Regions from separate parts of the Homo sapiens genome. Here region 2 is linked to region 1. A link is a loop called in an ENCODE intact Hi-C map of the cell type or tissue named here. Cell type or tissue: PC-9. All regions are shown on one strand. Each heading gives the region's core, and the rest is flanking DNA. Links, peaks and the distances in the headings are about the cores only.

The links. A loop is a pair of places that touch in the nucleus more often than their neighbours do. Peaks named below come from ENCODE experiments on the same cell type or tissue, not always from the same donor. Only the 100,000 strongest peaks of a DNase experiment are listed, where the experiment ranks them.
Region 2: it touches region 1 in a loop (22-fold over the local background); 1 of 110 quality-filtered maps calls a loop at or near these places.

What each region holds. Positions count from the first base shown.
Region 1 is chrX:8,725,988-8,731,925 of GRCh38, forward strand. ANOS1 (anosmin 1) reads right to left here. Exons shown (of 14, transcript NM_000216.4): 1 at 5,843-5,938. Among named protein-coding and RNA genes, the nearest start is that of ANOS1, 3.2 kb to the right of the region's middle. RefSeq lists enhancers at 14-1,006, 2,556-3,056 and a silencer at 41-335. In PC-9, for the core only: a CTCF peak has its summit at 3,059 (motif pointing left); a DNase peak (open chromatin) is centred at 3,124.
Region 2 is chrX:8,270,588-8,276,525 of GRCh38, forward strand. All of the region lies in intron 2 of LOC107985675 (a long non-coding RNA gene), which reads left to right. Among named protein-coding and RNA genes, the nearest start is that of VCX2, 100 kb to the left of the region's middle. In PC-9, for the core only: no CTCF peak of the experiment used is centred there; DNase peaks (open chromatin) are centred at 2,484, 3,084 and 3,774; H3K27ac peaks cover 2,936 bases.

The DNA.
Region 1 (5,938 bases), core at 516-5,515:
GAAACACCAAGACCAAACTGCATCGAGTCGTGGTTCTCCCAGCGGCTCTCTAAATGCCTGGCCATCCTGCAATATAACTGAAAACTCAGCACAGAGCAAAGGGACACATCGTAGGCTGGGTATGAGCACCACAAAATCCATTCCTCTGAAATCTGTGAGCCTGGGGCTGATTTGTAGCTGCTGGGGTTTTGATGCGCTAATTGTTTGTTTACTTTGCCTTGGAGGAGAGGCTGGCCCTCTAAGTGGAATGATCTCATCACCAGCTTCATTCTCCTTTTTGCCAAAACAAACAGCTTCCAATTACTGCTAGGAAGAGCCTCTGATCTCTAATCAGCTACCAAAGGGAGCCTATCGGTGGTACTTTATAGGGCGAATAACGTCCCATTAAGGAAGAATCTCTTAACATCAGTACAATTCTGGAACCCTAGGGCCAAGCTGCCAGCAACCTGCTATTAGTCTTCCAGCAGGATCCCATCCACTTTCTCCCTGGGCATTCTGAAATCTGGCAAAGACACAGACACACATACACACACATCCCGCCTCACTTGCCCACGGACTACTACTTTTCCTCAAACCCTACTGTTTTGAGCCTCCATTGAGAAAACACAGGCAGACAAAGAGCAGGTCCCAGGCCTGCCAATGCTGAGATTGCCAATGGCAGGTCCCAAGCCTGCCCATGCTTAGGGAACTGATTATGTTTAGAGCTTAAGACTCAGCTACACCTGTGCCATCATGGGCAGACCCAGAGGAGGTCAGAGGAGCAGGAGTGTCCAAGATGAAGCATAGGGCATGAAGTCACTCTCAAATGCATCAAGAGTCACCTATAAAGAGACAGGGCTTATCTCAGGCACCACCTCCCTCCTTTCCTTCTTCTTTAATCTTCTAGAGAAGTTGAGAACATAAGAGGAGAGATGTTTCTCCCTAAGTGAGCATATGTCAGCATCGTACCCTTTAACATTACAGGTGACCCTATGAGGAACCGCCACTCCAAAGTAGGTTTAAACTTTCCCAGATGGCTGAATCTTTGACATACAAACAAAGCAAATTAGGTCAGTTTCACAGACGTATGAACAGTGCAGTCCACTATATGCTCACAAGAGGACCTAGGCTTGGGGTATGCTCTGCAATGGCCATGCTGAAATTCTTTGAGTTTGAGTTTTGTATGTAAGAGTCAATAGCACACTGCAGTACTCACTGGAGAGTGGACATGTCAGCTCAGAACCAATCCTGACTCCCACCGCACCCTCACCTCTCCAGGACAGGTTCTCACCGCCCATTCCCCCATCACCTGGCACCTCAGGCCCCACTGGCCTTCTGCTCCCCACCTCCCATCACATGATCCCTGCCCACTATGGTCCCTGCAGGGACCGGGCATGGGTGTAGGGAAGATCAGGGTTGGCCATATGCATGTCATACAGTGTCCCATGGTATGGTTGTGTCTGTCCCCATTCCATGCTAGTAGCATGATGGTGTGTTTGGTGGGTGGCCAGCACGATTCTGAGACACTGGAATGGCACATCCACTGAGGAGGATGCAATAAACCTGGGAGCTGCCCATCTGCTGGGGGCAGGAGCAGCTGGCCTATGAAGGGGAGGCACCTGGCTCAATTTCCAGAGGACCTGTGCCAGGCAAGAGTACAATCCCCGGGTGCAGCAGCAGGCAAAAGAGGGGACCTGGCCAGCATCATGCCTGAGCACATGTGTCTGAGCCCAAGGCCCTAGGTGCCTGTGAGACATGAGTGTTCCCTGGGCACACCCCAAAGCCTTGGGGGAGCCTTCTCTTCCTCCTTCCACCATTCCCGAGTCTGGCCTGTTGGACCCTCTGGCCATTTCAGGGCTCCCTCCAGGAATTAAGTGCTCTGATATTTACATGTAAAGCTGGCATTGCACAATATAAAGAAGAAGAGTTAGCGTCATGCTAAAATTAAACTTTAAAATTTTCTTCACTGAGAACAACATGGATAGGAAATTTAAAACACCATGACAAGTTAACAGAAGCAAGTGGCAGAAGAAAGGAAAACGTTTTATATCTTATTTCCTTTAACAAACACTTTTTTTCTTGCTAAGAGGCCCCACGTTTTTATTTTGCACCAGGGCCTGAAAATTAGGTAGTCAGTCCTGAAGTAAATTATCCAGCTAACCAACAAAATCTTAAAAATAGAAACAAAACCAAAAGCTAGAAGCCATCCTCACTATTAACCCGGCTAAATCGTCAATGAACTGTGTGATGAGCCAACTTTTCAAGACCTCTGAGTTCTTCCCTAATTTAGTAGCTGCCTCCTAGGAGTGTTGTGGGGATTAAAAGAGTAGTACTTGTAAAATACCCAGAAGAGTGGCTGCTCCTTAGTAATCTTCCGGGTAGTGCTAGCTGCTGTATTACCATCACCTGCATCACCCCAACATGTTTTGCATCCTGATTGCATCTTGCAGGGCAGGTGCTTCTCTCCCCCACTGGGCATATGAAGGGTTAACATTCAGGAAGGTGATGTGATGCACCCAAGCTACCCATTCGCGACGCTACAGAGCCTGGGTGTAGAGCAGGTCTGCACAGCCCCAAAGCCCACTTCCCTGTTCCATACCTCACAGACCCACAGCTCCTCTTCACTCTGCTAACCGCACATATGTATTCTACTTGTGAGCCTGAAATAGCTCCATGCCAAATGACCTGGACAAAGCATCCTGGAGCCAGATACTAATATTTCAGGAGGTGCTAACATGCACTGTTTCTTTTCGTGAATGAAGGGCAGCATTCAGTAGTGAAATGATGGGGTTTCCATCCCATCTTCCTTTCTTCCTTTCCAGGTCAGAGCAGTGTTGGATTACTCAGGTATCCCTGGTCTGCATTCCCACCCCCATGCCTCAGTACTGAGTCCCTTGTGTTTTTGGGCGTGGTTGACAGCCACTTTGTGCAGGTGGGGCAGAAACAGCCTGCAGACCTGGAGGTGTCAGGTGTGCACATCTACCCACTGCTTTTCTGTCTTGTTGCTGAAGGGCTGGGCAGTGGAGGACAGTGGGGACAACTGGGGCACAGACTATGAGACGACAGCTTCCTCTGCAGGCCGACGACAGCAGGTCACTGCCCCAGGGAATCTGTGTCACTGCCTACACCATGAGTGCATAGGTTGCGCTCTCCTGAGGCAAGGCCTGACAGCTTTCATAATTGAGAGTCCACATACCTGGCGGGCATCCAGGCTGGAGGCCAGGCAAGCTTCTCCCATCCTTAAACATGGCCTGAAACCGTGCAAGAGAAGATGGAAACAGGCACCTGCTCCAGAGACAGCTTTATGGGTGGGCTCATTTGCAGGAGTTGGGGGCGGGGGTGACCCTGTAGGAAAGCAATCTTCTTAAGACTTCCCGTAGCCCAGTCATGAGTTGTCTGCAGACTGATTGCTCCACCTTCCTTCCTTTTTTTTTTTTTTTTTTTTTTTTTTTGAGACAGTCTTGCTCTGTCACCCAGGCTGGAGTGCAGTGGTGTGATCTCGGCTCACTGCAACCGCTGCCTCCCGGGTTCAAGGATTCTCCTCCCTCAGCCTCCTGAGTAGCTGGGACTACAGCATGCACCACTACACCAGGCTAATTTTTGTATTTTTTGTAGAGACGGGATTTCAAGTTGGCCAGGCTGGTCTCAAACTCCTGACCTCAAATGATCTGCCCGCCTTGGCCTCCCAAAGTGCAGGGATTAGAGGCATGAGCCACTGCGCCCGGCCCATCTTCCTTCTAATTATTAAAAAAAAAAAAAAAAAAAAAAAAAAAGGAAGGCAAGCGGTGGGGAACAGGGAAGCTTGGGGTTTTATAAGGAGAATGTGTTGCTGGCTTTTCAGATCTTAAAAACACTTAATCCCTGCAATTTAGATAAATCAGATAGGCATTACCAGGTTAGGGTTAAGGCTCCCAGAATGGCTTTGCAATTGATTACAAACACAGCACTTATTAAGTCTTAACTGAGTAATTTGCAGCTTATTTCACCCCCAGCTAATTAAAATGTAATCAGGATTGTCTAGCAATGTGCATTCTGTCAGCAGTTTTTCTTCCAAAGAGAAATCATGCCAAGGAGACCACAAGAAAAGCCTTTCACGGGAACTGGCTTCATCTAAGCTGGTGCTTTAGCCACTGAAACTGTAAAACAAATAAATTACAGCACTGACAATTCAAGAAAAAGAAAAAAAAAAGGTACTCTTTCTCCCTGGGAATAGGCTGCTCCGTTTTGTTTTGTTTTCTGTTGTTTCAAACAATAGTGTGGCATCTTAGGAGAGTGACTTTCAGGGTAGGACTCGGAGGGCTGGAAACCAGGTGCCTGGGGATCGGCCCTCTCCTGGCTCTGTCCAGGATGTCTGGGTAATTTCACCACAGGAGGTGAGCACTGGGTCTTCCATTCCCTGAAGACGCAGAAGGACTACAGAGCGTGCCCATTTCTCTGACACCCACGAGACGCTGCTTCTACGACTTAGAACAAACTCAACTGCACACTCGCGAACGCGCCAGCTTCACCAGCCGGTTCAAGATCATCCCCGAGGGTAAGGGGAATCACTTCCACATTCCACCCTTATTAATATGGCCTCCTCTGGCAGCTTAATTCCCAGGGCCTCTAGGGGGACCCCCCCCCCCACCCCTTGACCCAGCTCTGGCAGGAGGGGCGCCCAGTTTAAGAGCCAAGGGTTTGGCTTCCAGTTCCCGCCCAGCCAGGGGAACCCCTCCCCCCAGCCCCCATTTCTCCTTTTGGTCCCTCCAGAGTTTCCCTGAAGCGAGAAATTGGGAACTTGGAACAGGTGGGCACCTAGGGATAGAGGCGAGAAGAAGAAGGAGAGAAGGATGAGAGAAGAGAAAAATAAGCGGAGGATTTCAGAGCTCGCACGCTCGACAGGGCTGGTACAGGCAGCAGCTGCACTCGCTCGCGCTGAGTCCGGAACCTGCTCTCGTGCGCCCACCCGCACCCGGAGCCTCGCGCAAGTCCCGCGGGGGTCCGCGCCACAGGGCAGAGTCCCGGCAACCCGCTGGAGCCAAGCGCGCGGCTCCCGGAGCCTCCCACACAAGCGCGCGCGCACACACACATACTCCCCACCCTCAGGCTGAAAGAACCTACGTTCGGGGTTTGGGGGACGGTTCCCCCGGGACTCGTTGAGGAGTATCCGAATACGGCCCCGCCAAATCCCCTGTCCCCGGCACTTCTTCCCTGACGCTCTACGCTAGTCCAGGGCAAGACCTTGAATCTTTGGGGTTCCGAATTGAGGCGCGCACAGCCACTCGCACCCCCAACACGCGCATACACGCACCCTGGAACACGACTTGGCACAAGTACCCTGGCTGGGGCTCCAAGGGTGGGCAGCGAGCTCTGAGCCCTCAGAGAGTGAAAACCATCTTTCAAAAGAGACAAAGTGTCGGCCCGCGGGCACCTGCGGGGCTGGGGCTCGAGGTGAGGTCCCCAGGCGCAGCCGGACGCGCCTCCCAGACTCCCTCCCAGTGCCCCGGAGCGCCTGGGACTTTGCGGGAGTCGCCGCCCGCCCGGAGTCTCGCGCACTCCAATTCCCGGGAAACCGCCACATCCACACACCCACTCCCAGCATCCACGACTCTCCCTCCCCAGGGAAATCGCCTTTGGTTTCCTGCTGGGAAGGAGGGAGTTGGGGCAAGATGTCTCGGGCTTCTTTTTCTTTTCAGGAGCCGGGAAGAGGCTGGAAAGGAGAGTTCCAGCACCCCGACTGTAAGATCCACGCCCAGGGGAAGCCAGGATCAGCCGGCGGCGCTGGCCGAGAACTTTGCGAGCCCAGGCTGGGAGGCGCGCGCCCCGGTGCGCCCACGCCGCGGCCGCAGCCCCAGAAAGAACCCGGGCGGGGGCCTCCCCGTACCTGGAAGTGCTGGAAGAAGGCGGAGATGCGAGTGATCTGCAGGCTCAGGCACCTGGAGGCGCAGCGAGCGCGCTGGACGCTCCCGGCAGACAGCGA
Region 2 (5,938 bases), core at 634-5,633, 460 kb before region 1:
ATGCCTACTAAATTGATCCAGCAATTCCACTCCTAAATGTATACCCAAAATAAATGAGTACTTTTCTTTAGAAAGAGTTGACAAAAAATGTATAGAGAGAAACTTAATGGGTAATAGGAAGAAACAAAAACTATTGAAATATCCATTACCTGGGCAATGAATTTAAAAACTTTCGTATAGCCATACATACAACTAAATACCACCTAGAAATAAAGAGGAACAAACAAGCAATACATGTGACAACACTCATAAATACCAAAAATCTTATATTGAGTAAAAGAAGACAGACACAGAACACTACATACTGATGATAGACATTTACATCAGAAACTACAACAGGCAAAACTAATTTATGGTGACAAAATTAAGAATAGTAGTTATCATAAAAACCCTAGAAGTAAACCTAGGCAACACCATTCAGGACATAGGCATGGGCAAGGACTTCATGTCTAAAACACCAAAAGCAATGGCAACAAAAGCCAAAATTGACAAATGGGATCTAATTAAACTAAAGAGCTTCTGCACAGCAAAAGAAACTACCATCATCAGAGTGAACAGGCAACCTAAAGAATGAGAGAAAATGTTTGCAATCTACTCATCTCACAAAGGGCTAACATCCAGAATCTACAAAGAACTCAAACAAATTTACAAGAAAAAAATAAACAACCCCATCAAAAAGTGGGCGAAGGACATGAACAGACACTTCTCAAAAGAAGACATTTATGCAGCCAACAAACACATGAAAAAATGCTCATCATCACTGGCCATCAGAGAAATGCAAATCAAAACCACAATGAGATACCATCTCATACCAGTTAGAATGGCGATCATTAAAAAGTCAGGAAACAACAGGTGCTGGAGAGGATGCAAAGAAATAGGAACACTTTTACACTGTTGGTGGGACTGTAAACTAGTTCAACCATTGTGGAAGACAGTGTGGCGATTCCTCAAGGATCTAGAACTGGAAATACCATTTGACCCAGCCATCCCATTACTGGGTATATACCCAAAGTATTATAAATCATGCTGCTATAAAGACACATGCACACATATGTTTATTGTGGCACTATTCACAATAGCAAAGACTTGGAACCAACCCAAATGTCCATCAATGATAGACTGGATTAAGAAAATGTGGCACATATACACCATGGAATACTATGCAGCCATAAAAAAGGATGAGTTCATGTCCTTTGTAGGAACATGGATGAAGCTGGAAACCATCATTCTCAGCAAACTATCGCAAGAACAAAAAACCAAACACCGCATGTTCTCACTCATAGGTGGGAATTGAACAATGAGAACACTTGGACACAGGAAGGGGAACATCACACACCAGGGCCTGTCGTGGGGTGGGGGTAGGGGGGAGGGATAGCATTAGGAGATATGCCTAATGTAAATGACGAGTTAATGGGTGCAGCACACTAACATGGCACATGTATACATATATAACAAACCTGCACGTTGTGCGCATGTACCCTAGAACTTAAAGTATAATTTAAAAAAAAAAGAATAGTGATTATCTTAGGGAAGGGATTGTCGACTGGGTAGGAGCATGAGAAACCTTTTTTGATAATGGAAATGTCCTATATATCTTGATCTGGGTGATAGTTGCCTGCATATGCTCCTATGTAAAAAAAAAAATTGCTGAACATCATACTCAAAATTTGTGTTTTGCCTTTTGGAAATAGTACCTCAATAACAATGCACACAATAAATATAAAATAAGATGAAAGAAATACAAGGAAACATATCAGCTATCATTCTAAAAGTAAACAGAATGAAATTTTCAAAGGCAAAGGCAATTAACTAGCTTAATGTACTAAGTCCAGCAATGTTTTTTCTACCAAAACTATCACATGTAACACCAAATGACAAAGAAAGGCTAAATAGAGGGGCATGGACCAGATTGTATCAGGCAAAGACAAAAAAACAAACAAAAACAAAAACAAAACAAAACAAAAAAACCCAAAAGAATCAATATCAGCTGAAGCAAAACCAAGCTCAAAACGCTATGAAAAACAAGGAAAGAGATTGATGAAATAAAAGTAGTGTCAAAGTTGATTCAAGAAGTTAAATCCCCGAATAAATCTATAACAATAAAAGAAACAAAGGCTGAATAAGGAACTCTCTTCCAAGCAACTGCATGTCCAGTGTTAATGAAAAGATAATCTCTATGTATATAACTTCTTCTGGGAAAATAATCAAAGTGACAAAATGTTACATATGAATTATAGAACCATCTCACATAAAAACAGTCGAGCCATTTCACATATGAACATTTAAATCTTAACAACCCATTAGTGAACTCAGGCTGCCAAGCCTCCCATGCTCTCAACAATCTTCTACAAATCCTGTCTCTCGAGAGAGCCTTGAGGAGTCCCCTAGGCATATCTGTTTTCCTCTCCTTTATGTAATACATGGAAATGCCTGAGCAGGGAACTCCTACGATTTATATGCATTCTACAAAATAGAGTAATAAAGAAAGAGAATTGCACAACAAGGGAAGAATGTGTGTTGCAGAATTTCTCTGGGACGTGTCTTCTTGTCAAAAGAGCATGGGTAGTTGATGTTCACTGATTCTATTGGAGAATATAAATTTTAGTTCTTCAGTGTTAGAAGGATTCTAGCTGCTTAGAGGAATTCGAAGTAGGTTTCCAGTCTTGCCCATGGAGAGCATATGAATACCTGTTGATGAACGCTGCATAAAACATTCCTGACTTGGGTCCAGGAATACATCAATAGCAGCCTCCCACCTTCAACAGGGATGTGGAAGTGGCACAGGTACCAGTTCTTAATTCCCAAACATAAAAAGCTTTGGATTGTTTTCTCACTGTGGGTATCCAGATACCTCAGTCTCAAAACATTGCAGCCTGTCTAGGAAGGGAAGGCATTCCTAATTTTGGTAGGTCCTTAAACCTTCTCATTCCTAAACTATTTCAGGTGAGTAACAATTAGAACCAGCAGAAGGGACTGACCTCTCACAGACTTCCCTTTGAATGTCATAAATACCAATCCCTAGTCAGCCCCATATCTACAGACAAGGTATCTGGAATGCAATCTACCTCACATGACAACTATTGAAAAAATAAGGTGAGAACTTACACATGCAAATGAGTATTTTCCTTCAAACTGGTCCCTGTGAGTGGCGACACGGGTATTTCAAAAATGTTATCACAGCCCCAACGAGTGTCAAAACCGTTTTTGTTTGTTTGTTTTAAGTGATATCAGAACTAGTTTATGAGTCACATCAAGGAAAAGATGACTGATATTCACTGGAAAAATATGTCCCAGACACCACCGAAATACTTTCACATAGAATATACCAGACAAAGTAAATATTATTTTTGTTTTCTATGAATGAAGAAAATGGGTCCTGAGACTTTAAATAAATTGTCCAAAAATTCAAATAGCAATATTTCAGTTATTCCTTTTCTGTTGGCAAATTCACCAGGTAAAATCATTTTCTTCAATACCAAATGGACTCACTTACACGTGGAATCTAAAAACATCAAACTCATAGAAGCCAAGAGTGGAAAGGTGGTTGCCAGGGGCTGGAGGGAGGGAGGTAAGATCAGTGAGATGTTGGCCAAAGGATACAAAATTCAGTTCGACATAAGGAATAAGTTCAAGAGACCTGTTGTACAATATATGGTGGCTATAAGTAATACAATGTACCATATACTTAAAATTGATAAAAGTAGATTTTAAGCATTTTCACCACAAACACATGATAAGTATGTGAGGTAATGCACATGGAATTGACTTCATCTAGCCATTTCACAATGGATACATATTTCCAAACATCATGTCATACACCACAAACTTGTACAATTTCATTTGTCAATAAATTTTTTAATTTCTTTTTTTACTGACCTGATTGATGCCAAATTAGCTATGACTCTTTTGTAAATTAAAGATTGCCTTAAAGGATGAAGATTTTCACGGCTTTAAGAGTCAAAAAGACTATGCCTCATATACTTCAATCATTATATTTTGCATAACCAGATATAACTTATTTAATAGTTATACTGAGAGCAGAAAATGGAGTGAGTTTATAATCAGGGAAGTCTTTCTAGGGATTATGAATTTTGAGGATGAACAGAATTTATACAGAAGGAGAATGATGGGAACATTATAGTCCAGATTCTACATGAACAATTTACTGATCATTCTTAGTTTGGAGTAATTCTTTATGTCTGGACTATATAGAATGTCAGATGTGGATGTAGGAAATGACAACTAAAAGATATCTAGGGTCCGTATGTTATTCTGAGCCTGGGACTTACTCACAGGCAATGGGAACCATTGAAGGATACAGGCAAGAGAGCAAGATGTGCAGTTTGATATTTCAGAAAGATGGTTCTATAGGCAAAACATGTCAACACGATGCAAATGAGAGAGAAAGTGTTGTATTTAAGAAGTGTGTTTAGGAGGCTGTTACATTAATGCAAGTAGAAGACAATGGAAGTGCAAACTAGGGCTGTGCCTAGTAGGTTGAAAATGGAGAGGAGGGTAGATTTAAGCTATAATAGAATTATCTGGGGAATGGGTGTGAGAGAACAGAAATGGTGGAGGATGACATTTACCTTTTATACAAAGTGAAAGAGAAGGTTAAAAAGGTGGGCTTGTAAAAGGTACATGTGAAACAATGGAAGTTAGATGTTAAAACCTCTAGTGACTGTAATAAAAGAAAATAGACAAAATGTATTGGTTTTGTATCTTTGAACTTTTAATGAAAACGTAGTCACTTAGACAACCACCATGTGTTTTCTTATAATTATTTGGATCAACAATTAGGACTGTGCTCACCTGCTGTGGTTCTGTGGATGGCCCCACATAGTGCTGTTAGGCTGCTAGGCTCACATGTGTTTGGGCCTCTGCTGAGACAGCTGGGACAGGAGCCATATGGGATGGCTGGAGACTTGCTCCATGTGGTCTCTCAAACCCCAGGAAGCTGGTGTCTGTTCACATAGTGGCAGATGAGTTCCTGGTGTGAGAGGAAGTTGCAAGGGCTGGGAAAATAGGCTCCGTCTATGATAAAGGAGCTGCAAAGCTGTGTGGCCATTTTGCAATCTGTAACAGTTCTAAATCTACTAACTGAGAATATTTCGAGGTTGTCGCCAAAAAATGACACTGATGGAGATATCCATCATTGGTGTTTTTTTTAACCCACCTAATTCTATTCTATTCTGAGGGAAAAACAAAACAAAACCAAAAACAAGGTTAAAATAATCTCCTTTATTTGGGTCATACTGAGACTAAACTATCAAGTTTCCCTAGCCTTACATAGCATAATCATAAAACTAAAGCTATTCTAAGCATATAAAAAAGAAAATCCAAATATAAATTTTGTACAGATGTACAACATTTTCAACTAAGATAAAGTAAGTTATATGCTCTGGTATAGTTCATCAGTTTGGAAGAATGTCATATTTTGAGCCTTTAAATCCAAACCAATGGAACAATTGAAAGGAGGCCAACTGAATACCTTGACAAAAACAAGAAACTAACAGCCATTTATCTTTGATGCTTTCAAATCCCTTAAGATTACTTATGTTGTTTCAGATTTATTTTGAATCATGAATACCACTTTAAACAAAGCTTAGCACTCACTTTTCAGAAATATTATTCCCTCAAATAGCTTAATATATGGAAATATTTTGTGGGATTCAAACTTTATCCAGTGATAGCACTTGTATTACAATTTTTAATCCAAATTTCACATGCATGTAAGATCCAAATTTCACATGCATGTAAAATGACAAGTGATTAAAATTTTTTTTGTTTCCTCCCCAATCAGCAATTTGAAAAAAAAAAATGTGAAAGGTGAAAAAAATATTTATTTTTATCAGTGACTAAAAATTACTTTTAAAAAATTTAAAAGAGAGAAACAAACTGCAAAACGCTTTTGTTCTCTTATTATCCCTAGATAGAA